Regions from separate parts of the Mus musculus genome. Here region 1 is linked to region 2. Evidence: chromatin loops called from intact Hi-C (ENCODE). Cell type or tissue: left cerebral cortex. All regions are shown on one strand. Each heading gives the region's core, and the rest is flanking DNA. Links, peaks and the distances in the headings are about the cores only.

Evidence for each region. A loop is a pair of places that touch in the nucleus more often than their neighbours do. Peaks named below come from ENCODE experiments on the same cell type or tissue, not always from the same donor. Only the 100,000 strongest peaks of a DNase experiment are listed, where the experiment ranks them.
Region 1: it touches region 2 in a loop (2.0-fold over the local background); 10 of 42 quality-filtered maps call a loop at or near these places.

The regions. Positions count from the first base shown.
Region 1 is chr19:47,673,415-47,684,077 of GRCm38, forward strand. It overlaps Col17a1 (collagen, type XVII, alpha 1), which reads right to left. Exons shown (of 54, transcript NM_001290825.1): 3 at 9,824-9,868; 4 at 8,974-9,078; 5 at 7,964-8,095; 6 at 6,988-7,035; 7 at 6,005-6,040; 8 at 4,997-5,044; 9 at 3,374-3,517; 10 at 2,022-2,180; 11 at 1,335-1,406. Among named protein-coding and RNA genes, the nearest start is that of Col17a1, 13 kb to the right of the region's middle. In left cerebral cortex, for the core only: no CTCF peak of the experiment used is centred there; DNase peaks (open chromatin) are centred at 5,457, 5,950 and 7,204.
Region 2 is chr19:47,727,247-47,737,909 of GRCm38, forward strand. Sfr1 (SWI5 dependent recombination repair 1) reads left to right here and starts at 4,510. Exons shown (of 4, transcript NM_026377.2): 1 at 4,510-4,575; 2 at 5,384-5,742; 3 at 6,273-6,665; 4 at 7,578-8,342. The coding sequence starts at 4,563. The coding sequence ends at 7,772. It overlaps Cfap43 (cilia and flagella associated protein 43), which reads right to left. Exons shown (of 38, transcript NM_027559.2): 38 at 9,611-10,641. The coding sequence ends at 10,475. In left cerebral cortex, for the core only: CTCF peaks have their summits at 4,228, 5,134 and 5,337; DNase peaks (open chromatin) are centred at 3,534, 4,380 and 4,902; H3K4me3 peaks cover 1,986 bases; H3K27ac peaks cover 1,146 bases.

The sequences.
Region 1 (10,663 bases), core at 1,657-9,656, 53 kb before region 2:
AGATGGGGAGTAGGTAAAGATGCTCTCTGGATGCTGCGAGCCCCCCTGGAGACCCCCAGATCATTTTCATGAAAACTCTTTTTTGCCAGTGGCAGACTGTAAAAACTTTCCTGGTTTTCATTGCTCTTAGTAACGTGGTCGTCTCCCTCTCATAGTAAACATTATTAATGACTGTCCCAGAGAAAGAGCCATGTGTCTTCATAGCAGCGGTTCACATAGGGCCTGCCAAATATTAGCCTCCCTCAAAATCCTAAAATATCCCATCCCTGGAGCTCCCTATGGCTGGTTGGTACACAGAGTGGGAACTGAGTGCAGACGTACAGACGGAGAAGCACTAACATGGTGGGTCTCTACCTCTCCTTTCAACTCTTCTGACTCAAGCACACAAACCCCCCACCCCCACCCACTTTTGAGACAGCATATCTTCTTCATACCATACGCTTCGAGATAGTACCAATGAGCTGGCCAGCCTGAGAAGGTGGCTCAGGGGCCGTCTGATCAGTCCAGAGGAAACATGAAACCAGCTCTCTTCAGCAGGGTGGGGCTTAGTTTCCTGTTTCTTTTCCTAGTTCTCAAGCCTACTTCCACCAGGAAGTCCTCTTAGACCTTACTCTTTACAAACTCACTTAACCCCTGTTGCTTTACAGGATTCTCTTATTGTTTCCGGCAGGTTACGTATTTTCTACTCCAACTAAGGAGTAGCTAAGTTCAATGTAGGTGCTGAATGCCACCGAGTCCCTTCCCCTGTCCTAACCCCAGGTCTGCACAGGGTCAATGGCCCAGGTGGCTCACTGTAAAAACAACCACTGAGTTTTATTTAAAGAGGTTTATTTGAAGACTCCCTCTTGAGACAGCAGAGCTCTATACAGCCCTGGAACTCACTGTGCACATCAGTGCAGTCTTGAACTCAAGTATTTACCTGCCTCTCCTCTGGGGTTCTGGGATTAAAAGCGGGCATCACCACACCCTGCTAAATCCTTGCCCCAGTTGCGACTCCCTGGCTTGTGGTTGTCCACTTAACTGCTTGACATAGCCCAGGAATTCTCAGTGGGAATCACTGGGATTCTCAGTGAGGGACTGTCTGAGTCGGCCTGTGGACATGGCTGAGGGGATTGTCTCCATTGTCCTAACTGGTGTGGCTCTCAGAGCCTCTACATGAAGGCTCCAGTTCTTGGTGATCCAGTGCTCTCTACTGCCCCCCGCAGGCACTTCACGGTAACGGAGAGCAAATATACATGCAGGCAAAACATTCGTCCACATGAAATAAACACGAATATATTCTTTTCAACATAGCATAAGGGGACAACCAAGGTGACAAGGTGGCAGGCTCTGACCTGAGGAGCAGCTGCTGAGTCCGGGGTGCAGGGTGGGAGAGCAGGACGCCATGTTATTTGGCACTCCAAAGACTACAGTGGGAAAGAGAAAGCAGGCAACGGTAAGGCTCAGGGCAAGGCACAAGCTCAGACTCTGTGGGAGTCTCAGAAGAAATGCTGGGATCTGGCTCTTCTGTCCTGTTGCACTTTTGTTGTTAGAAGAAAAAAAAACCTTAATATTCAGTTCTCTCCCTTAGATGCAGAGAACCAGACATGAGCCTGTGGTACCTTAGGTCCTAGCCAAAGATGATTTTGGAAGTCCAGACCTGGAGTAGACAAGTGGATCCAGTTAATGGCTCTCTTGTTAGCGGCTGCATTTTACAGAGTGTGTGTTGGGGGGGGGTGTCTCAGAAAATTGAGTTGTTCAAGATTCCCACAATCAGTTCACACTCATTGATACATGTTTTTTTCTGATCCTTTTCCGATTATATTTCTCCTGATACCCCATCCGGGACGTTCATTGTATAAAAAGTACCTGCTAGAACCTAGTTGATTAAGTTGAAATGAATGGGCTTTGGCCATTAGGCCAGGAAAAACCCCTCCCAGGAGGCCCTGGGGATGGCACAGAACAAGGGATATCTTCAATGACAGAGAGGAGCTGTGGCTGTCCCTACCGAGGAGTGACACGCCGTGTGCAGTCACACCTACCTGATCCCGTTGAGTAGGCATTGGTGTTGAGGAGGGATGTGCTCTGGGCTGTTATGTTGTTCTGATAGGTCCCCAGGGAGGACCCTGCAGGCAAGGTGGAGGACCACATGTGGGGCGGAAAGTTGGTGTCCAGTATTGCTGAATCATAGGTTCCGGACACTAGGAACAGAAGCACAAACATTTGTCACCGGGGGAGATTTGAACTCTTTCCTGCTGGGCCTTCCCAGCACTTTAGCACTGAAGGTCCCATACCTCAGTTCAGGACAGCCCGAGGCACCGAGCCATTCTACTTTTGACTGAAGTCAAGATTTGATCTCTTAGATTACAAAATTCTTGCCAGTCCTTGGTAAAATTTGATATTAATTTGAGTTAGAATCTACTCATTATGTCTTGTAAGATTTCTTTTCCTACATCTTGGTGACCTGCCTCCTCCAATGGGGACAGCTCCCTTACTGCCATTTTCAAAGATGTCATGGGGTTGTTCACTCAGGAGCTACTTTTAGTCATCCTTAGTAAATGTGGGGTATGTACCAAACAAAGGAGTGTTCAGGTATAATAACTCCTTGATCATAGTAACCTTCTTGCTTAGATACTCATTAAAGCATCTCTGTGCATCAACCAGACCTAAAGGCACTCTGTCCCTGACAGGGCTTTTCATAGATCTTCAAATATGCCATTTCTGCCTATTACGTGGGAGAGGGAGCTGGGTACACTGTTGCTAATATTGCTTGGAGACTTGGTTTTATAGGGAAGTCATACAAGGGAGGTCATGGTATCAAGACTTTGCCAGGAACAGAAGGACATCATCATGGACAGAAGATGGCAAGTCTTTCCTCATCTCTGTCCATGGCTCTGCTAACTTCTCTTTCTGTCATCTGATGGAAGACACATGCTCCATAAGGGTGCTGAGAACTCCTAACCCGGGTGACCCTAGCCTCTTAGACTCTTGTCCAACTTCCCAGCGACCCTCCTCTCCTCCATGATATCGACTGTGCCTCTTTTGTTCCGAGCCTTCTCTCAAGGCTTGACACACAGTAGGCACAGGATAAATACTTCACTCCTGATGATGAAAACACTATGAATGTTCTCTCAGTCTTCTTTTGGGAGACCTGACCAACACATCTACACTCTCAGAACCTGCTTGGGGTGGGGATCTTAAGGATTTAGAGTTGGGTACCACATCCTCAGAAGATAGCCAACCAGGTGGATGAGAAAGCCCCACCCAGACCTTCACAGTGTGAAAGAGCAGGCGCTCTGTACTTTTACAATTCTGGCAGAGCTGAAAGGTCTTGAGGGCACACCTGCCACATTGTCCCCATGACCCCATGGCCGACTGGAGCCGCCAAGCTTACCTGAGTGGGAGCTCGCTGTCACTGTTTTGGTCTCTACGGTGCCTTTCTTGGGGATGGGGAGTGTGTTGGAGGTGTTCCTGGTGGGACTTGCACTTGCAGAGCGGCTCCCCTTAAGCAAACGCTTCACCTCATCCAGTTCTGTCCCTGCAGAGAACCCCAGACTTTCCCATCAGGCCTCGGGAGGGACCCTTTCCTAAGTCCAAAGATCAGACTGGATATTGATGGCCCTCTTATATCAGAGAGGCTACCATCTGCCTCATATAGGGGAACCCGCTCCATTAGCTTTGTAAGCTTAAATTTTGCCAATTTATAACTGTTATAAACCTGACAGTTTGTAACCTTAGCAGAGTCATGAATACATGACCTCCGAGTCCTTGGAAGATATTTCCTGATTCGACCTCATTAGGCACCGCAGAGGTGACTGCCTGCCTGGAAGACACTGCTGTCCGGGTTTGGGCTGTTAGAGAGCTAGGCTCTTTAAGACACTAGCTTAACAGTTGTTTTTTTTTTTTTTTTTCCTGAACGTGGTGCCTTGGATGCCCTGGTATGTGCCTGCCAGTGTCAAAGGGACTTGAGGTTTACAACTCCTAGACATCTCACTGCCTCTGCATTCATATCTGCTTTAGTTTCAGACCCATCTGGATGGTTCTAGTGTAACAAGGTGAGCGAGGAGAACCAGGTCCTTGTGTCCCTTCGGGGTGACCCACAGGAAGGAATGGGGGGGTATCAGGCAAGGACAGTGAGCAGGGAAGAAGCAAATGGACAGACAGACAGCAGGTGCTGGGAACTGCCCTGCCCCTCTCCCCAAAAAGCTGCATCCATTGGGATCCACATCTCTAAGCCTGGAAGGACTCTGGTGAGAAAGGGTTAGACACGGGGTCAGATCCTATGACCAGGTGTCAAGCTCTGGGGCCAGCCTCGCTCGGGGTCACATACCAGCTCTTCCTTCTTTTATGCCTTGCCCCTGAATCCCACCCAAAAAGTTGGGATCATCTCAAAATGGAGCCTCTAACAAGGGCAAGAGGGATCCAGTGTGCTGAGACTGCTGCTGGATCTCTGACCTTTGAGATGAAGTTAAAAACCCCATTTTCAACTCCCAACGCTTCTCTCACCTGAACCCTCCCTTTGGGACTCCATGGAGAACTGCCTTTGGGAGGTCTTTAGCTACCAATATCTTCCGGCCCTAACCCTGACCTACTGTTCAGTTTCTCCTTAGCCAACCCCTAGCGTAGAAGGCTTCTCTGGCCCTGTCTCCATCTCCCTTTGCTGTGCTCCCTCATACTAAGCTATGGGTGTTGGTTGTTTTTCCATTTCCCCATTAGACCCTGAATTACTAGCCAGGGACCATGGCTTACTCAGCAACCTGGCTCCAGACCTTAGACCAGGGGCCCACATCCAGGAAGTCGTCAAGGATGTTTGATGACTGAGCATAAATGGGCACTTGTGCGCGCACACACATGCACACTTGCACGTGTGCATGTATGCATGGTGGTGGTAGGGGTGGTGGGGTGGGGAGAGTGAGCGCACACAATAGTCCCTAATCCCTCAGCACTGTGCTGCGCCTGCATCTGATTTACTCTGTTTCCCAGACACTCTCATGGTGGTAGGACCGTGACCACTTACATCTGGTGGATGGCGACGCGCTCTGCAACCGAACTCGAATTTCGCTCTCTGTATGAGGGGAGAGAAGAGACAGGGATGTTGTGGATGAGGGAGTCTGTCTGCATCACTGCCCTGGACCCTAAGGTCTGAGCACAGGATGGTTCACTGGGCTACTTTGTGATCTCTCAGTTCTTCACCAGGAGACCTGGGTGTCACTACAAAGGGGATGTCCCTTCCCCACTCCACTTGCCAACTGCGCACCCCTAGGCACCTGAGACTTAACGAGAGCCTAGGCTGAGCAAGGAGACCCCGAGACACTTTATCACCACCCTCTTCACAGTTGTCAGCATCCAGCATCTTTCTGCCTCCCAGCTCACTTAAGGTACAGGCAAAAGAATCTAAACTCTCCAACATCCAGTTAGTCATCAGAAGAGGAAGCCCATAAGCAGCCAGCTTTACAGGATTAGCTTCGGCGAGAGTGGGCGTCTTTTAACAATCATTCTAAAGCCGTGGGTGGCTGGGGTAGGCCGAACTTAAGCTCCCGATGAGAGTGAGACACTGTGAGAGCAGAACCTGGACACGGCGAACACGCAGAGCCCGCAAAGGACTCTGCCGTCAGCACAGCCTGACAAAGGCTCCTGTGGTCACTCCAGGCTCTGCTGGGGTGGCTTCTCCTAGAGACTTTTTCTCTCTTCTATCATCTCTAGATGATGACTTTACAAAATTATCCCTTGCAGTCATTTGAAAAAGAGGGGCTTTTGCTTATCTTGCTGTATAACGGCGATCAACGCACATCTGGGAGGGTAGCTATGAAGACAGATGTGACATCTGTATCACTGTCACTGGAATCCATTAGGCCGTTACCAGATACCCCCTTCCCCTGCTCTTGGAGTTGGCCAAGGCTCTGTCAGTTCTCAAGGTTCCTCAGGGAGGATGTTACTTTTTCTCCTACGCGTGGCTTCCTGGCTCCGGGCTGGCACGTACTAGCTGCTCAGAGTGAGTTGGACTGAATTCAATGGTGGTACTCACCTCGTGTTTGGCTTCGTCCTCTGGTTGAAGAAGAGGCTGAGAAAGAGAGAAATATGGTCTTAGGCGTATGTCTGGCATGCTGAATATTTTTGACACTTGGAGATATTTTCAAAGTGTCTAAATCTAGATAGGGGTGGGTGTGGGTGTAGGGGGGTTTCTGTATAGCAGATGCTGAAGAAATGTTTCCCAGATGTTGAAGGGTAAATAATGATTTTTGCAACACCTCAATGCAATTTAGTTGAGCAAATGTTGAGTTAGCTTAGAGCACTGTGTCTGCGAGATAGGTGTGTGCGCGCGAGTGTGTGTGCATGCGTGTGCATGTGTGTGTGTGCACACGTGTGCGAGTGCACGTGTGATATATTAGGACCAGCTGAAAACATTGTCAAATGGACCCAAAGACTGCTAAATCTTTAATTTGTTTATTAAAGCCTGCCTTGGTTTTCCAAAGGCAAGTAAATAGAGAAAATTATAATCATAGGTAACCCCAGGTCATCTATACATTGAGATTCTAAGAACATGATCAAAGACATATGGTACAAATGGTCAAGTGAAGGCACAGCTGAGGGTGGCCCAGGCGAATGACTTGGACTCTGGAAGGGAGTTTATTTATGGAGGAGGAGCTGGGTGTCTTCATTTGAGCTCTGAGACTGCTGCTCCTCCTTGGTGCCAGGCCTCTGTGAAGGCCACAGAAGGAAGGATCCTACTGCTTGGCCTTAGGGGCTTGTGTGTCCTAGCATGAACCTTGTGCAAATGGCTTATCATTTTAATGGTGTCATGAGCAAAGGCTGATGACAGCAAGCTAATGTGACTGGCAGCCACTCTTAAGATGCTTCAGAGTGAAGGGGAAGGCAAGACAGCAGGAGCCAAACTCCTCAGAAGAAGCCAATTGGCTTGTGGTATCCCAGTGTGCCTGTGCGTGTGCATGTGTGTGCACGTGCGCGCATCATTAAAGCATTCAGCTGGAAAATAAGGAGGGGACTTACCGAGTTCCTTTCGTGGGTACTCAGGGGAGGAGTTGCCGCTAGAGCTCCCTGGAGAGGAGACGGACCACTTAGTACAAATGGCTACTTATCCATATAGCTTCCTAGCAGGTAGGGGTCCCAGCTACAGCAGTGTGAACCCTGTAGCTGCAAGTGTTTCAGGAGAATTCTCTTAGCAGAATTCAACCAAGCGGGGCCTTCCTCCTGAGTTTCCTATTTCAACTGTGGACACCACCATGAGCCCACTCTGCCTTTGAGACTCTAGGGATGGCTATTTCCAGATTTTCCTCCCATTTCATCCACGGCAAAGCCTGCCAACTGGGTTTCTTTTATCTTATCCCTCCCAGTCCTCCGCCGCTGGGTCCCAGCCCAGATTTCTTCCTTCTCCACTCTTGAGGACTTCTTTTTAACTTGTCACCTATCCATAAAGTCAAGCTCTCTGGGGCTCAAATATTACCCACGGTTTGGCTCAGAAACCTCTGTGTCTTCTTATGTGGAGACTAAAGTCTAAACCTAGCACAGAGTCTAGGTCTCCCATCCCCGTTTTAGCACTGGACTGTCCTGTATGCCACGGCTTCCCCACCCTGAACTGTCCTGTCCTTTTGTCTGTGACTGTCACTAGGAGACCAAGGCTTAAGTAACACCACCTCCATAGCCATCTTTGATTTCCTTAGTGGAACACAGAAACCTCCATCAACTCGGCCTTACTGCTCTTTCCGTGGTCTTCAGTTGTCTATAGACCATAGGGTCCTTGAAGACAAGACTAAATGCCTTGAAGGCATTTAGTACAGTGGAAAACATGATAACATGTTATTTGAGAAGTGAGTAAGTGGATTAAAAAAATGAATAAGAGAAATGAATGAATGAATGAATGAATGTTCCAATAGTGTGGATGCAAGATTGGGCAGGGTGCACACGAGAAGCCAAGAAGTCAACATGCGCAGGACAAGCAAAGTTACACCAGGAAGCGATCAGATACCTTCATAAGTTCCATGGCGGGTCATGTGAGCTTTCCTTTCAAAGGTGGAGCCGGGAGAGTTGGGCAGGGTAGAGGCCGGTGAGTGCGTTCTCCTGTAACTGGAGGTGGAAGCGTTGCCTCGGATGCTTCCACCTGCAAGTGGGAAAGAGTGTAAATCCTCATGGTACCGCCTCAGCCTCACCAGAGATGATCCCACTACACGGAGACACGGTGGTATTATTAACCACATAACGCCCTGGGTGCTGAGGGAGGGCCCTGGGAGAGAAGTAGGGGACTGCGGGGACACCGTGAAAGAAATGGAAGGAAGGATGACTGCTACTGCCTTTTGGGGCAGACACTGAGAGGTAGGATGTCCTCACACACACACACAGGTTGCATGGATGTGGTAAGGATGCCATAGGGTTGACTTAATGCTGGATCACTGACCCCTGCTCAGAGGGACTGGACTCTAACCCGCTGGGCGGGCCCTTCTGAATGTTGCATTTCCTTTTTATTTTCTCTCCCACGTCTTAGTGGCTTCCAGGGCTGCTGCTGTGTGCGTGCATGTTTTTGTCATACTTCTTTCTTTTGCTTTCACGTGAGCTCAACTCTCGGGGAACAATAGGCTCACGTTGGGTGCTCGCCCAGCGGAATACGGTAGCACAGGAGGACTACACGCCATTAGAGTCTCTCAGCAGAGCAACTCAGCCTTCACCCTTCGTTGCTGGTAATCTGACTGCAAACCTTAAACACGCACAGCCTTTCCTAAAAGGTGTGGCCTAAGTAGAGGGACTCTGCTTCTTGAATGCTACCTGTCCTGGAATCTTAATGAAAACCGAGCCCATTTTATGCAGGTGTCTAATGCTGCTGATTCCAGAGGCAGCCCCATCTTCCCTTGTCCTTTGGGTAACTCTTAGGGGTGTGTGGCAGTCAAGATAATGGTCCCACTCATGTGCTGACTGCAGACGGCGAGTTTTCACTGTTTCTCACCTCTGTCTGCCGCCCTGCCCCGCAGACCAGTAGGCACCTACTTGAGTTGATGTAGCCGCTGCTGCCATGGGTCAAGCTCTGCTTCTCCAACCGACTTCCTCCACCCAGAGAGCCTGTCTTAGCATATCCATTGCTGGTGCTCCCTTCTGCAAAAGTAGGTGACAGGCCCAGGGTGGAGCCGGGTCACAGGGTCTTCTTACCCTCTGCCCTTCTCTTCCCTCCTCCTCACCAGGATCCTGCTAGCTGGGGTCTCTCTTTTTACCATACTCCATACTTCTGCCCTCCATCCCCATTTACTTTCAGTACAGATATCTAAAATGAATGTCCGGCTTGGTGTGAATGAGAGCTTTCTAGTAGAGCATAGAAAGTTATCCGGTAGGAAAATTAGCCAAGACAGCTCCTCCATCTCAGATGAAGTTCGGGCTTTGCCTCTTGCAAATGTCCAATCAGGACCTAGACACAACAGCCACTAGAAGTTCTGGAAGGATCGGAGGTGACTCTGGGCTCCTCTTGACTTGTTTCTTCCACCCTGCTCTGGCCACAAATGGGTGATTCCTCCCTATTCCAAGGCCCATCAGGGCCAGGGGTAGTGTTGGGCCTGGATCTCTGCTATTAGAATGGGCATGGCTGTGAATAAGCAAGAGGGCTCACTAGAGGGAGTGATGGGAGTGTCCATAAACGGGACTGGCAAGCAGTTGCTGTACACTCCAACCGTGAACCACACAGCGCCAGCTACTCACTAGCTGTTGTGTATAAGTCAACATGAGTACAGCTGCTAGCAAAAGGACAAATTCCAGAGAGTTTAGATTTTCTCAGAGGGAAAGTAAACTCTCTTGTTCAAGGTCACAGATTGGGGCCTTCACACGGGACCTACGAACGGGAGCCACTTACTTGGCGGTAGGGATGTAAGTCTTGTCGTTACTGTTTCCGTGACAACTGGAAAAGACAAAGGGAAGAGGAGATGCTGTGGTTGGCATTGCTGGGCTCTGGCAGGGCCTGGTCTCTGCCATAGGTTAAGCATTCCGCTCAACAAAGGTTTTGGAAAGCTGTGTCTTATGACGAAGAATCTGCATATATGAACAGCAGCAGCAGCAGCAATAACAACAATGAAGCTCAATGTATGTGGAATATAAAATTTCTTCTTGGTGCCAAAGGAAGTTATCCATTGACTGGAAGAACGAGTTGTCTTGGCACCAAGGCCTCCCGCTGATCGCACCAGTCCAGGCCTAGCTTTGAGTCTGGAGGAACGCAAGCCTTCCTTTTCTTAAAGCCACACATGCTATCTCTGCTCTCGTCCTTCCCAAAGATGCCTAGGCCAGCTGGAGCCAAGACCTGGCTGATCTCACTCTGTGTGTCCCGATGAAGTTGGAGGTATCTCTAGGGTGCCATGATTCATCCTGCAACCCTCAAGGGCATCCACGAGTGTGGACAGGAAGGGCAGCCTCAGTAGATCGCTTTTGAGGTCAGTGAAATGAGCCATGCATGTATCCCAGAGGCAGATTTTTTTCAGGACATTTCCCTAGTGTCAAGTGGTGGCAACTATACAGAAATGCTGACAGCTTCAGGTGTCCGAGGGAACACTGCTCAGAAGCAGGACCCAATAACATGAGGTTGGGGTGGATTCCCAAAGCCATACCAGGGCCAACTTTGATCTGACTGTGGCCATCAATACTATCTCTCTCACACTTGGGGCCTCATCTGGCTGCGGCCACTGTGTGTGTGGGCATGCGT
Region 2 (10,663 bases), core at 853-8,852:
TCTTGGAGTCTGTTTGATGTGTAAACATGCCAGTTCTGTCTTCTCCCCCTGCCTCTCGTTACTGTTTCAGTCCTGAGGTAGACATTTATTGGGGACTTTCTTAGTTGGAAGGGGAAACAGGAAATGGGAGGTAAGAGACCACTCTTTCACATTTTAGATCTCGCTGCTGCTTGGGTTCCACTCTCTCACACCTTGGCAAGCTTTGAGGATAGAGAATGCTGGGTCAAATATGTGAATTTAGGTTAACCAGATGGTTTTTTTCCCCCCCTCAGATGACATTTCTGAATGAATAAAAAAAATCTGAGAAAGAAGTGGCCGTGAGCAACACCTTTATTCTCTCCTCTCATAGCCTCACACTCCTGCCACCAACCACCCCTTTCTCATCCCACACAGCCCCCCCTCCTTCATCACCCCAATCACTCCATTTTTCTCTGAGGGAGCAGCATACCCAGCAACAGCAGTGAGTCCCAGACTTCTGTGTCTCTCGTCTGTAATGGACTTGACAAAACTCCAGATCTGGTAGGACGCAAACGCAGCAAACGCAGGAACTTCATGTGAAGGGATCTCGTTAGGTTTTTGTTTGTTAATCTGCACCTAAGTTAGCAGAAGCTTTCCCAGGTGTCTGGTGCTGGAAAGGTTTTGTCCCACTGATGGTTTCGGCCCTCATCATGGTATCTCCTCACTCTAGGTACCCATCCTATTTAGTGAGGCAAACATCTTATGGATACCTAAAATAACGCAGGGTCTTTCGTCTTGTGGTTTAAAATACAATTCTTTTATGGTTGATATAGCTGAATATATATACATACACACACACACACACACACATATATATATATTTATGGAGAGAGCACAGAGGTCACCTGTGGTATTTGATAATCTCTAAAAGTAGATTAATCATGGGCCTGGAGAGATGGCTCAGCGGTTAAAAGCACTGGCTGCTCTTCCGAAGGTTCTGAGTTCAATTCCCAGCAGCCCCATGGTGGCTCACAACCATCTGTAATGGGATCTGATGCCCTCTTCTGGTGTGTCTGAAGACAGCTACAGTCTACTCATACACATAAAATAAATAAATCTTTTTGAAGAAGTAAGTTAATCACACATTCTTGAATTCCCCATGAGAATTCATTAGGCAACAGAGAGAGAACAAGAAACACAGAGTCAATTATTCTCGAAAGGAAACTAGGAACTGACCAAGCAATAGAACACCTTTGTACCATGCAGAGGTCTGTAAGATGCCACTGGCAAGAGAAACCTAGACAAGAGCTTTTGAAGGTGTTTTTCCATTTGCATACAGTAAGAAAATGTCCGGGTAAATAGTTAGGAACACCTACTGAATTCTTTTTGTGCTGTAAATCAACTTTATCATGTGGGTTTTATTTAATTCTTCACCTAAATGGTTTATACTCATAAGTTTACAATCTTAAGGGGAAAAAAAATCCTTTGGATACTAGCTATGTCTTCATGAGACAAAGTTTCTGTCAATATAGAAAAGTCTATGAAATAAATTATCCTAAGTTCATGCTAGGATATAAAAACTGCGAAAGCTGCAAGGTTAGAAGAAAAAGAAATCGACTGAACATTTCAACTGTGCTTAAAATACCTTTATGGTTGCACAGGGAAAAAGAGAGAGGCAGGGAGCGTGGGGGAGGGAGAGGGAGAAAGACTATATAATATTGTTTTCTTACACTTAAAAGTGAATAATAAACCAAACCTTCATAAAGATTCCTAGGTCCGTGTCATCACCCATCAACAGTTTGAATGGAAGACACATTTTACCACTCCCTGGTGAATAATAATGGAGTCAACGGTAGCCTTGGGAATCGAAGAAACTGAAAAACACAGAGAAAGTCTGACTTCGGATGAAATTAATTACTATTATCCCTGAATCCTAGGACAAGTCTCCCATTGTTCTCTGTGGTAGGGTAAGGAGTCTTTGTTCCCTGGCTCACAAGGAAGCACTTTTAACTACTTGAAAATTTCATACGAAAATAAAAATGTCCTCTGTGACAAATACCAAACTCTTTGTAGGCAAATAGATTTCAGGTCACTAAAGACATGAAAATATTTCTCTAAAGACACATGGAAACTATAATGGTTACTTTTAGTCCCCGTCGCCCACCCTAAAGCTAACGGTCGAACCCAGGGCCTCATGAATGGCAGGTAAGCATCCTATCACAGAGCTGTGTCTCCATTTGTGTAGGGGCAATTTATACATATTCCAGATCTTTTGCATTAAATTGAGTATGGGAAGTAAAATACAAACATATGGGAAGACCATTGACACAGCACACAGAAGAGAGAATGGCCAACAGACACACATTTCCGAGCTAACAGGTTTTCCTGAGAGCTAGTTCAGAGGTCCTTGGAAAGCTTGGCCAGTCTTATTTTAATACATCAGTTTCATATAAAAACAAGTCAGAACATTTGCAAGGCAAGATGTTGTTTTCCTTTATGTAGTCAGTAAAAGCATAGCTCTAAGATTAGGCTGTAATAACAAAAGAATTTGGGAGCAGCTGATTTTAGACTTATAAAAACAACTCACCCTTACGCCTCAAGGCATCCTGAATATGAAGTGTGCTTTGTGCTTCAAGTGTCAGGGCAGGTAAGTCTGCCCTTTTTTGTAATGAGAGAACTCATAGGAAGGAAAAAATGAGAAGAAATGATTTCACAGACTGATCTGTGAGTTGGTGAGTAACACTTGTACCATAAAAATCATGCATTCTACTGCCTTCCCCTTAATCTCAGCACTCGGGAGACAGAGGCAGGAGGATTTCTGTGAATTCCAGACCAGTCTGGGCTACAAAGCAAGGTCCAGAACAACCAGGGGAGTTACAGAGGAACCCTGTCTTAAAAAACCATCAAACAAAACAACCTCCTGTCCCCAAGTAATGAATTCTGTTCTTGCTGTTTCTTAAACATTTAGGAGTGGAACATTAATTTATTAATGGTCACATGTGAAGGCTTGACGTTTTCTGGTATTTATGGCTTAAGTTGTGTGGACTTTTAGCTATCATAGCACTCTTTTAAAAATCCGTGCTTTTGGGAAAGGTAAGGGATAAAAGCTTGTGAGACATTGCTTTAAGTCAATTAGGGAATGACGAATATGCTTGACTAAATGTTCCTTTGGTGTTTTGCATGATTCTAGCTGCCTCTCATACATTATCATTGAATTTCCCTGTCTCTAGGAGGTGAATATTGTTCTCATTTACCAAGCCATCGAACTGAGGTCCACGGCCACACTACACTCCATTGCACAAAACAAAAACAAACCAAAGAAGAAACCGTGGTGCCAGGACTCTAATCTAGGCAATTGCAACATCTGCAGATCTAATCACCTCATTAAGTTCCTTTAGGTTCTGTATTTATTAACTGACCGCCTAGGAGTCTAATCAGTTCTTTCGGGTTACTTTAAAGCCACTATTAGCAGATATTCGGAAAGAGAGCTGTCCCTTATTACAAACTTCCCAGTGACTCACAAGTTAGCTCAACTTCTCTACACCCACGGCTCCACCCAAGCTAGTTCATTTTGCTGTTGCATAGCAACAGAACATCCTGAACACTAGAAGGCCGTGCAGCCTCCCAGAGTCTAGCAAGGGGCCTCCTGGGGGCCCCCAGAGCCTAGCAAGGGGGCATCCCGGGAGTCGAGCCAGGGTCTAGCAAGGGGCCTCCCGGGGGCCCCCCAGAGTCTAGCAAGGGGCACCCCCAGGAGTCGAGCCAGGGTCTAGCAAGGGGCCTCGGGGGGGGGGGGGCAGGATCAAGCAAGGGGTTTAGTTCTCAAATATCTGAATTCTAGTCCGAACCTGTCGGATCGACCGCGCCCCGCTTCCTGTTCTGCGCCATAATACACTTCCTTAGGTTATTTTTTTCTCAGATTTGACCAAAACATGTGAAGCCAAGCAGAGGTGGGCACAGACCAAAATAAGGGGGCGAGTCCGCAAGGCAGGCTGGGGATGCCCTCTACTGTTTATGCAGAGACACCCACATAGACTCCGAGCCAGCAGGGAGCCGAGCGGGCCCCGCGGTTTCCGGCCCTGCCACGTCTGAGGAAAAGCCTTTGCGGTGGGGAAAGCCGAGCCTGCCAGGGGGCGAGCGCTGCCAGAGGGCGGTGCTCTCGGGCGCGCCACCCTGACGATACCCACCCCGCCCCCAACCCCACCAGGGAAGCTGCTCGGGAAGGCAGCTGGCACCGCAACTCCCAAAGGCAGTGGCGAGCGGAAGCGCGCCCCCCTCAGGCCCCTCCAAGGGCCTAACATCGTTTTTTCCATGGACGCCACCCCACGGCTGGCGGCCGCGCGCGCGTAGCCGAGCCCTGGAGCGCGCCGGCCAGCCCTGCCAATCACGAGCCGCGCCCGCCTCCCGCCAGGCCCCGCTCCGCCCCGTGGCCCAGGCCCGCGGCCCGCCGCGCACGCGCAGTCGGAGCTGTACGGAGCACATCCGCCTGCTCCGGCCAAGCTAGCCAATCGTACGTCTCTTCTCCGGTGAGGCTCCGCCCCCGGGGCGAGGTCAGTGGGCTGCGGGCGCTCCGCTGGCTGTGTGTACGGTGTGTCGCCGCTGTGAGCATGGCTGAGGAAGGTACTGAGCTTTCTCCCTGGGGTTGGCCTGAGCGGCAGGCCTGCGGGTGTCTGGGTATCTGACGGAGAAGCTCTCTCCGGCGTCGCGGGAGCTCGGCCTCCTGCTCTGTGGGATAGAGGGCTTTCTGTGGCGAGGGAGGCGGAGGAGTGGAGGAGGAGGGCTACGGGGTTGCTGAAGAGAAGGGAGCTGGGGGGAGCGCGCTTTCTGTGGTGGGGGGACGGGGTGGGGAAAGGGGGAGCTGAGTGGGGTGCGGGGACGGGGGGAGGGCTTTCTGTGGTGAGGAGGGAGGGGAAAGGGGGAGGGAGAGTGGGCGGGGCTTTGTGGAGAAGATGGACGGGGCTGGGGAGGAGGGCGGAGTCTTTGACCATAGTAAACCCAAAGGGGCAGATGCTGCTTTCTGACACCTCGGGACTCGTTCTTGGTTCTAGGCGCAAAGCTTTTAAGAGTCAAGATTCAGGCTGTATTGCTTTTATTTACGAAATTATAACAAAAATTAAAGTTCTTGACTAGTTATAGTTCCCCTTCCTGAAACGCAAATTTTTGGGGGTGTTTTGAAGGGAAAAAAAGAAAGACAGTGAGATACTAGCTGGTTTATTTGTCGTGAAAGAAACAGGACTTGGTTACTTCCCCATGTGGAGAGGTAAATGGAAAATATGAGAAGAATTAGAATAAATTATAGCTACATGTAATTGGAAGAAATGGCTGACTATTTTTGGTGTTTAGTTCACTGAAGAAAATTTTGTTCAGAAAAATTGAGGTCTGTTTTGAGATAATTTGATTATCATTCGCGTCTTTTCTTTTTGATAAGGAAATCAGGAGTTCACTTCCAAGATGGAAAACTCATCAGATTCAGCATCGACTTCACCTGATGCTCCTCAGCCCAGTGAGAATCCACCATCACCACCGACTTCACCTGCCGCTCCTCAGACCAGTGAGAATCCACCATCACCACCGACTTCACCTGCCGTTCCTCAGACCAGGGAGAATCCACCATCACCACCGACTTCACCTGCCGCTCCTCAGCCCAGGGAGAATCCACCATCACCACCGACTTCACCTGCCGCTCCTCAGCCCAGGGAGAATCCACCATCACCCCCGACTTCACCTGCCGCTCCTCAGCCCAGGGAGAATCCACCATCACCCCATTCGAATAGTTCAGGAAAACAAGTATGGATATCTGTGTTGTCCTCTATCCCCCACCCCCATCTGTTCTGTTCCAGAGTATTCTGATAGTGCCAGTTTTAAGGCTACTGGAGTGTGAATTAATATGTAGCTCATACCTTTCTAACTGCCAAGATTTTCTTCTTGAATCGGTTCATTTTGTTTAATTTCTTATGAGGTTACTGCGATGCTCCAAACCAAGGAAACTTGAATCTGTACAGTATTTCTTAGGGGGAAGTCTTTGGTAGCAGGTCTTCTCCTTAGTTTATAGTTCTGAAGCATTTCTAGTATTATCAGGCAAATACTAGCTGCCAGTGGCAGGCGAAGTGTCTCAGTCCTATTTTAGTTAACCTTGCTAAAGTAAGACTATAGGTAGCCTCTGGATATTAGAGACATTGGTGATGCTCGCATGAGATTTGTGGAAACAGAAAGCCATCCATTGTACCTATCGTAGAAGCATATAGCCTTTATTTTTAATAGATTGACTTACTACAAGAATGTATCCTTAACATTTTTGATGTTTGTGTCTTTTTCAGCCTCTGAGTGGAACACCTAAAGAAAGGTTAAAGAAAGCAAGATCTTCATCTCATTCATTTTGTAGTGTGGTGAAGCGTATGAAGGTAGAGAATGACGAAAATAATGAGACCCTTTCAGAACCAGGAGAATCTTCAAAGGAAGAAAATTGTTCAAAGGCCCAAGAAAGCTTGAAAAACAAAGACAGTGAGCCTGGAGAAAAGAGCTCAGAGGAGAAAAACACGTGTGAATCTAAGTCGTCGGATACTGGGTCATCTAATGCCCTCCCAAAGGAGTCTGAGAATGCGATCATTAGAGAAAAATTAAAACAAGAAAAAATAAGATTGATTAGGCAGGTTGAAGAGAAGGAAGACCTTCTTCGGAGGTTAAAGTTAGTCAAGATGTATAGAATAAAGGTGAGAAGAATCTTAGAACCGTTACATCATTTTTACATAAACTGCGGTAGTTTCTAAATTGGAGATACATTTTAGTTTGATAAACAATCAGCCAGATAACCAGAAACCCGGGTTACAAGAGCTTTGACTGAAATAGAAGTAGTTGGTTCAGAGTGAGGCTGAGGAACCCCTTCAACACGAGGTAAAACTTAAAAGCTTAGGGTTTTGTTTAATGCACAGGTGGAGCGTTTTGGCCTTAATTTCTAGCCAGTAGCAAGATGAGAAGTGAGAGGTGTTCCATGAAGATGCAGGGGGACAGAGCACGATGGTGTTAGAACTAAAAGTGGACCACAGAATGCAAGGTGCTGTACTTTCAGTAACGATCCTGCATAAATGTCAGGCATTTTATTTGGGAAAACAGATTTTAGGTTTCAGCTTACACACGTTGAGTAAAATAGAACATGGATGTCTAGAAGGAGACATTTATTATCTTTGTAGTTCTTACCCAGGTAACACCTCATTTTATCCCAAAACTGGAGTAAGTGACAGAATAGCATGTCTTATATGTGATTTTGAATTTTTAGGACTTTTCTAAATGTAACTGAATAAAATGTTGAAAATACTTTAAACTTGAATATTTTTACCTTTAAGAAGTTTGCGGTACATGGAGACATTAGAAAGGCACAACACAACGTCGTATCTTAAAAAGTATAGTTATATAAAAGGTGTACTGAGAGCCTCAGCTTGTTCTTACATCTAACATGTGAATTTAATAACACTTTTCTAAGGTTAAGGTTTGTCCAGAGCTTGTACTGCCCTTTATACCTGTTACTGGCCTTTAAAGTTAGACAGGAACTAGTTAATTAATTTAGCTACCTTGATGATGTGAGTTGAGCCCCACATCTGATGACTGACTGACTTTTTCTGTTTCAGAACGACGTGACTGAGTTAGAGAATCTAATAAAGAAGTGGAGGAAGTGTGGTCAGCGGCTGCTGTGTGAGCTGCAGTCTATCATGTCGGAGGACGAGGACGAGAAGCTGACGCTCACCGAGCTGATCGACTTCTACGGGATAGATGACAACTTGCTGCACTACAATCGAAGTGAAGAAGAGTTTACAGGGGTGTGATACATTTTCCAGGCTATTTTCTCCCTCTCTTCTTTGGGTGATGTGATCATACCTAGGGCCTCAAAACATGTGCTCTGTTCCTGAGCTATACACTTGGCCCATTTACAGATTGTCTTTGAGAATGGCAATGCAAAGAGAAATGTTTTAAAGGGGAAAAAAAAGATCTAAGCTGTTGTGGCTTAGAGGGAGGAATGTTGAACAGTTTGGGATATTCTGACAAAATTATAAGACGAAGCTTAGTATTTTGGATATGTTTGCTAAAGAAAATATTTAAGTATAAAAAAATTAAAATTGTGTTTAAAAGGAAGTTTGGATAGTTCTAGAAACCAGGGTTAATTCATTGATTTGGGGGGCAAAAAGTTTATATTCAGTATTAGAAAGTAGTATGTTGAATGTCTAAATCTCAAGTGGCATAAATGTAGCCTGCCCTTCCTAAGTTTATGGACCTATGCTCATCTGCTTAACATATCTGTTTGCTAATCTAGCAACTAATTAAACTTAAATGTCTACAGTTTTCTCCAATTTGTTTTCATTTTCCTCATGTACTAAAATGAACATCTGTTTCTTGGGATGCTTCATATCCTTATTTCCTACATGAAGGTGTTCTTGGCATGAACGGTCTTCATAATTCCCTTTGTAGCTTTATCTGTGATGTAAATTGGAACGGTCTGTTGAGTTCAGAGCCATATGTAAAAATGTGGCTTAAGCTGGCCCAGTAGCTGAGAATTTAGAATGAGCCCATGGGGAAAGAGTGTTGCTGTTGCTGTAGCTACTGTATGAACTTGGAAGACACAGGGCTAACATTTTTAAGAATAGCAGGGAGAGCCTTGTGGCCTCCTTCTTCTATCTGCTAATCATTCCTGAAGCCTTCATGATTTCTGCCTTGGGATCTAGCAAAAGTATTCGTTTCTAAATGGCCAGTATTCTAGAGCCTCTCCCCAGAAGTTCGTTTTTATTTGAGCACACTCCTTCCCTTCTGATCTGAAAACCCTTGCTGTTTGATAAAACAGGGATTCAAACCCGTACACACCCACCTACCATATACATGTATAAATTCCCTCTTGCCATCTGTATTTGTGAATCTGTCCTTCCTCTACATAAGGCCATGTTATGCTTGACCTAATTGACTATATCACTAGTTAGTAATGAACTATAAAAACTTATGAACATAACTGCTGTTGAGCAGAAGCTAAGAGGTGTTGGTATCATGAACAGTGTCGATGGGTGGGTTAGAGCCCTTGCAAAGCATCTGTCAGACCACTAAACTGGAAGGGGTTTTTGGAAAGTTATCCTCCAAGCTCAGCTTATCCATGCGTCAAAGCTGAGGCAGCTGAGGAAGGAGCACTCTTAAGGTTAGTGATAAGCCATAAATAGCACAGGATGATTGTCCATTAAGACCAGAATTAGTCTGTTAAATTTAGGACATTGTCTTTTTCATTCAGGCAACTCGTTTAAATGACCTAATACTAGCAAAACCAAATCTAGTATATCCATGGTTGACTCTGCAGTTGTCACAGACCTGGCAACCCCATGCTAAGTATAAAGTGCCTGTACCTTACCTCTTGACCCCATCTCTCTGCTTCTCAAAAGTCACATCATACAAGAAAGTGTTAGAAATCATACAAGAAGTGTTACCAATGGCTTCTCTGCTAAGTCATCTAAACTACCTACCTTAGAATCCTTCTAGTTGTGAAGAAGGAAGAGTTGGCAAAGAGATGTTGGTCCTGCTGTTGACACACGAAGTGCTGAGCATTAATGGAAAGTCAGTTTCTTCTAAATGGAATTTTTTCCTACTATTTTTACATCTGTGATAGTTGAAGTATTCATTTTTTCCTTGTATTGGAAATAGCTTTTTTTTTCTCTTACATTCTGATTAGTTTCCCTTCCCTCTACTCCTAGTTCTTCCTTCCCCTCTCATCCAGATCCACCCTCTTTCTGTCTCATTAAAAAACTAAAACAGGCTTCTAGGGATAAGAGTAAAGTAAAATAAGATAAAAACTAATACACCAGAATAGGCGAAACAAACTTAAGTGGAAATTTTTATTTTTTTGAGGTAGTCTCATGTAACCCAGAATGGCAGCCAGTTCTAATGATTGTGAAATTGCAGGAGTATGCTTCCAAGTGAAAGATTTGTTTTGATTACTTTTACCCATTCAAGTATATATTATATATGGTGATGTACATTAAACCTAAATTTAGATTATAAGTTGCAGAAAATTGGGACATTGCTATCACGTGGAGACAATGATAAGTGATCTTGAAGATGCCTCTTGGAATCAGCAAACCACAGCTCTGGGAGGGTGGGTGGGATTATGTTTGCCAGGGAGTTGTCTTACAGAATTAGAATGTTCTACACAAGTAGAATAAAGGTTTCAAGGGAATGAGCACTTGTTTACTGGACCCTTTGAGGGTTAAAAAAACAAAACAAAACAGTTCTGTTACAGTAGGGAAGGAAGGAAGACTGTTTGCAAAATATAATTTACAATCCAGTGTTTCTTGGCTGAAAACCACTGTTCTTTAATAAATACAAGCGACACTTTATGATATTTTACTCATTTATTCCTGGAGGACAGGTAACTGTACTATTAAAAACGTGCAGCTAAGAGGTGACCTACTTAAATTTCCTGATCAGGAGAGAGAGAAGTTTCTGTCCAAGTGATTCTATTCAAGGGACATTAGTTGGGCATTGTGTGCTTTCTGCTCTACATTGGGATGAGAGCAGGGAATGTCTTCATCCTGAGTCTTTCAACTTCAGCCTGCAGGATTGAGATCTGCTCAGCTTGCTGCTTGGAGATGTTCAACAGCTTCTGCTGCTTCAGCTGGTTGTCGTAGCGTTCTCTAGCAATCTTCTCACAGGTCAGCTTAGACCCTAATCCAGAAATGGAGAACAG